Regions from separate parts of the Homo sapiens genome. Here region 2 is linked to region 1. The links are chromatin loops, found by intact Hi-C in ENCODE. Cell type or tissue: mammary epithelial cell. All regions are shown on one strand. Links, peaks and the distances in the headings refer to the core of each region. The heading gives the core; the rest is flanking DNA. Region 1 overlaps TEX2 (testis expressed 2). Region 2 has its middle 29 kb from the start of MILR1.

Region 1 (2,811 bases), core at 193-2,692:
CAACTGGAATGGTCAAACAATTTAAGTCAAATGTTTTAATGGTGCAATTAAAATAAGGGTTCAAACATGTTTTCAATATATTAATTTCTTTAAAGTCATGTTCAGGCAAGGTGCTGTTTAAAAAACCACTATTAGCTTTGTCCACACATGTAAGTTATCAAAAGTTACCCAAGGTAATTTTGACGTTGAATGCAGCTTTAAACAATAAAAAAATGGTATTAGGTTTACTTCTCGAAGCAAAGAGAGCCCCCAACCTTGTAAACTAAACATTCTGACACAAATGCACAAAATTAAGTTGGCAACATTAATTTTGAGATGTAGTGTGATGCTGAGCAAACTTTTGGTCTTGACTCTTGAAATAATTAAAGAGAGCAGTTCTCCGTTTTGGCCTTCAGGAAGGGAAATCTGCCCATGGAACTCTCCCAATCAGATTAACAAACTGTTTCGATTCCCATATAAACCTGGAGGACACAGGAAACGCCAGATGGAAAAACTGGCTCTGGCTTTCTAACCCCATCCCATCTGTATGAGAGGACCCATCCTGTCATGTGCAGTGTTTGATGTTTTCACATACGCTCCTGTCTCAGGAAAACATTCAAGATTAGCTAGCCCCCAGGTGGTTGTACCTCATTGGTGAAAGGCTTGGGATGGTTTGATCTCATGGCTTTGCCTGATGTTCACATAAATCCCACTGTCCTTACCCAAGCTGATAGCGTGTTGTGTGTGTACTATGGCTACTTGCTTCCCAAATGCACAATTTAATGTGGAAAATAAGTTGCTCTGCCCATCTCTTCTGTCACCGAAATGAAAAGGCTCACAGAATTCCTCTCCCCACCCTCCAGACACATTGCACACTGACATTCTCTGGAAGTGTGGAAGGCCGCATACAAAGTATAGAAGTGAAAAAGTCCACTGTGCACCGGCTGCCTGAAGAAAAGCTTTGGAGGAGTAGAGGAGGCAAGTTGTTCAGCTTTGCTCTTACTGTGCTCATTTGCTGCCACAAACATGGGTAGACTTTTAAAAGCCATGGTGTGGGTCACGTATAACTTCTGGATCCACCATGATTCTTCCATGGTCTCCTTTGCCAAATCAAAGCTTTGCAGCAGGCAATCCAGACAGTTGTCACTAGATGCAGGGAATGACACCTCACAGTGGAATGGGCACTGGCAGGCAGAGGGCAGAAGCAGTCCTTTAAGAAACAGTAGCTGTGGCACAGAGGCCAGTGCTACAGTACAGATGGCGGCCAAGAACCCCACACATCCAGCTCGATGTCACAATATGGGGAACATCTGACATCACCCATCATGGCTGATCAGCAGCCTCCACAGGTGGGTCTTTCAGGAGGCAGGAAGTAGAGCGAGGGTCCATGGCTGAGTGCATTATAGTGATATAAACATCATCCATGTTTGGCATGACAAAAACTTTCTGTAGGAAGATATTAAAGAACAGCTATGTGGAAGAATGCCTTGCCAGGCTGTCACCCTCCTTTGTTCTGATAATTTTAGGGCTTAGACTGATTTTTAAAAGTACATATAAAAACTTGCTATGCATTCCAAACTAATTCTCCCACCATACATACTTTAGAAAGAGTTGAGGAATCATACCAGCGCATGGATACGAGAATCCTCTAATATATCAGCTCGGAGGCAGAAGTGGCCTTTGATTTTGTATACATATAATAAGGTTGCCCATATGCACTGATATATATCCAACAATTTAAGAGAATTGGCTTAAGCTGTTCACAGTAGTTCCCAGTTACTATGTCTAGAACACATATTCCATGTGAATTATCCTTTTATTAATAAATCCTAGCGATAAAATGTAAGCTAATGGCCAGGTGCGATGGTTCACGCCTGTAATCCCAGTACTTTGGGAGGCCAAGGCAGGCAGATCATCTGAGGTCCAGAGTTCAAGACCAGCCTGGCCAACATGGTGAAACCCTGTCTCAACTAAAAATACCAAAAAATTAGGCCAGGCATGGTAGCTCACACCTGTAATCCCAGCACTTTGGGAGGCCGAGGTGGGCAGATCACGAGGTTAGGAGATCGAGACCATCCTGGCTAATACAGTGAAACCCCCATCTCTACTAAAAATACAAAAAATTAGCTGGGTGTGGTGGCGGGTGCCTGTAGTCCCAGCTACTCGGGAGGCTGAGGCATGAGAATGGTGTGAACCTGGGGGACGGAGTTTGCAGTGAGCCGAGATGGCGCCATTGCACTCCAGCCTGGGCGACACAGCAAGACTCTGTCTTAAAAAAAAAAAAAAAAAAAAGAAAGAAAAAGGGAAAAATAAAAGGCATGATGTTCTTTCCCCTCAGTAGGTTCAAAGTACTTTTCTATTTGGTGATGACATTAAGCTTTTTCAGAAATTGGTTATCAGTTATGTTTAATCTCTAGTTTTTAAATAAGAGGATTTTTTTAAGGCAGTAACTCAAAATATACCACTGCAAAAAGAATGTAGGTCTTCTTCAAAAGGTGAATTTCATTAAAAGTAAATAGTTTGCTAATCCATAAAACCCCGACAGACAACTGTGCTTCAAATATCTGATAAAAGTTTGATGGAAATAGCTCATCCTAGGGCCTCAGCTATACTGCTATTACCTTTGGTGGCCAAATGCAGAAAGAAAAGCTGAGAGAGTAAGCTCTGGCTTAATGAACTCCCAGACTACACTAGAAGCTACCCAGGGGAGGGAGAGGCCAGATTCATCTTTGGACTCCCAGGGCAGGTGGTACCTGGCACACAGAAGGGTTTCCAGGAATGTTTGTTGAACTGAACAAACTGAGCAAGGTGAACAGCACACAAGAACAGGGG
Region 2 (2,811 bases), core at 6-2,505, 270 kb after region 1:
TATTTTTAGTAGAGACGGGGTTTTACCATGTTGCCCAAGCTGGTCTCAAACTCCTGGCCTCAAGTCGATCCACCCGCCTCAGCTTCCCAAGGTGCTGGGATTACAGGCGAGAGCCACTGCACCTGGCCACCCCCAACACCTTTAAAATAGCTTTGGACGCTCCCAGTGCTTATTTCACTTTTACATTGTTATTTCTAATACAGACATACTATTGATATTAAAAAGTACATAAAATATGTAATGCAGAAATAGTACATTGAAAATATATAAAGTAGGCCAGGCATGGTGTCTCATGCCTGGAATCCCAGCACTCTGGGAGGCCAAGGAGGGAGGATCGCTTGAGTTCAGGAGACCAGCCTGGGCAACACGGCAAGACCTCGTCTCCACAAATAAAAAAAATTAGCCAGGTGTGATGATGAAGTATGCCTTTAGTCCCAGCTACTGGGGAGGCTGAGGCAGGAGGATCACCTGAGCCATGGAGGTCGAGGCTACAGTGCTCACCGCAAGTTTTTTGCCCCCAAAAAACTTGCGTTTCAGCCCAAACACCATTCCCATTGAGTAGCAAGCAACTTTGAGCAAATATCTCAGCTTCTCCCTCTGTAAATTCCAACAGTAAGGCTCTTCTAGCACTATGTACAAACAAGTATTTTCAGCCTTCCTACAAAGAGACAGACTACCTTTATAGTTACAGTTTCCTTTTTATTTATTTATTTATTTTTGACAGGGTCTTGTTCTGTTGCCCAGGCTGCAGTGCAGTGGTGTGACCACGCCTCACTACAGCCTTGAGCTCCGGGGCTCAAGCACTCCTCCTGCCTCAGCCTCCCCAGTAGCTGGGACCACAGGCATGCCCCACCATATCTGACTAGTTTTTAAATTATTTGTAGAGATGAGGACTTGCCATGTTGACCAGGCTGGGTTTTTTCATGTGTGAAACAGAACACGTCACAGGGTCATTATGAGAATGGAGTCAGCTGGCCCATCTAATGAACTGACCTTTAACCAGGAGGTACTCAGTAAGTGCTAGATTCTTCTCTTTGGAACTTGAAAGACCAGAGGAGAGCCCAGCAAACTCAGAGAAGCAGGAAAGACCATTCATAGGATGTTGTTCCTGGGTGCTGATGCCCCACAATTGGGGCTAGTCCACTCCTGGGATGGCCAGCAAAACTCACTTATTCAGAGCTGTGGACTGACAGAGCAAGAATCAGGAGAAATAGATGGGTTTCGTCTGACCTGCTAACCTTCCACTAGATGGCGTCATTGTCAAGTGTCTGTAATTTCAAAAGCTCTAGGGAGGAAACTGACTGCCCATTAACTGTTTATGCCTTAACACTTTATTTTTATTTTCGCTTGTTTTTCTTTTGAGTCACTTGAAATTAAATTTAAAAAGTTGAGGCCAGGCGCAGTGGCTCACTCCTGTAATCCCAGCACTTTGGGAGGCTAGTGTGGAAGGATCACGTGAGCCCAGGAATTCAAGACCAGCCTGAGCAATACAGTGACACCTTGACTCTACAATAAATACAAAAAATTAGCCAGGTGTGGTGGTGCGCACCTGTAGGCTCATCTACTCAGGAGGCTGAGGTGGGAGGATCACCTCAGCCTGGGAGATGGAGGTTACAGTGAGCCAAGATCACACCACTGCACTCCAGCCTGGGCTACAGAGCAAGACCCTGTCTCAAACAAACAAGCAAACAAGCAAAACAAACAAACAAGAAACAAGTTCACTCAGGTCAGCTGATGTAGTCTTCCCAGAATCCTCAGCACCCCCTTCCCTGAAGGGGGTCTGGAGGTCCACTGGCATCACTTTGGGACCTAGGGAGTGCAGCATTCTCCCAGGCGGCAGCCCAGGCCATTCCGGATACAAGACAGCAAGACAGAGTCACCAGAGCCCTTACTTGTCCCCTGTCCCTACAAGGAAACCCAAAGCCTTCCTTCCTTCCTTGTGCTCAGCCTGTGGTAAACACCCAGATTTTCTGGAATCGTCTTCTCTCCACTAACAAAATCTTGACAAATCATCTCTTAGGATAGGTCACTTCTGCTGGCAGCTAAGGGCCTACCCAGATCCTTATTGGCTTTGGTTTAAAAGGGTAATTTCAGCTGGGCATGGTGGTGTACCCCTGTAATCCCAGCATTTTGGGAGGCTGATGTGGGAGGATCGCTTGAGCTCAGGAGTTCAAGACCAGCCTGGGAAATATAGCAAGACCTCATCTCTACTAAAATTAAAAAAAAAAAAAAAAATCAGCCGGGCATGGTGGCAAGCACCCGTAATCCCAGCTACTCGGGGAGGTGAGGCGGGAGCTTGATCCTTTAACCCTGTGACCATGTCAGGGTACTTTCTCTTGGCTTCTGCCATCTGAAGGGTGGGAATTTTGGAGGTTCATATCATATTTAGCTCTAAAAATTAACTTGAGCAGCTAAAAGCCTTTGCAAGCTCGAAATTGACTGCTTTAGGCTCCTTCTGGGAAGAGTACTAGAAATTGCCCGGCACCCTAGCTAAGTGGCTAAGGCCTTATCTTTTTTTTCACAGTGGTGGCCTCGGTTCAATTCCCGGCTTAGGGAATAAGTGCTTTCTGGTTTGCTGTCTGTGTGACTTTTGCCAGTTATTAATTATCTTCCCTACCATGAACAACTTCTGACTTCCCATCTTGAATTTTCCTTTCTCTGAGCTACATTTGGCGATTCTAGATCTTGTAACAACTGCTTACCACCTCTTTGAAAATACCACACACACCAGGCACAGTGGCTCATGCCTGTAATCCCAGCACTTTAAAAGGAGGCCGAGGCAGGTGGATCCCTAAGGTCAGAAGTTTGAGA

What was found. Peaks named below come from ENCODE experiments on the same cell type or tissue, not always from the same donor. Only the 100,000 strongest peaks of a DNase experiment are listed, where the experiment ranks them.
Region 2: it touches region 1 in a loop (6-fold over the local background); 9 of 110 quality-filtered maps call a loop at or near these places.

Annotation. Positions count from the first base shown.
Region 1 is chr17:64,147,667-64,150,477 of GRCh38, forward strand. TEX2 (testis expressed 2) reads right to left here. Exons shown (of 12, transcript NM_001288732.2): 12 at 1-1,425. The coding sequence ends at 1,303. Among named protein-coding and RNA genes, the nearest start is that of SNORA50C, 2.7 kb to the left of the region's middle. In mammary epithelial cell, for the core only: a CTCF peak has its summit at 1,157; no DNase peak of the experiment used is centred there.
Region 2 is chr17:64,419,118-64,421,928 of GRCh38, forward strand. No RefSeq gene overlaps it. Among named protein-coding and RNA genes, the nearest start is that of MILR1, 29 kb to the right of the region's middle. In mammary epithelial cell, for the core only: a CTCF peak has its summit at 1,251 (motif pointing right); a DNase peak (open chromatin) is centred at 1,254.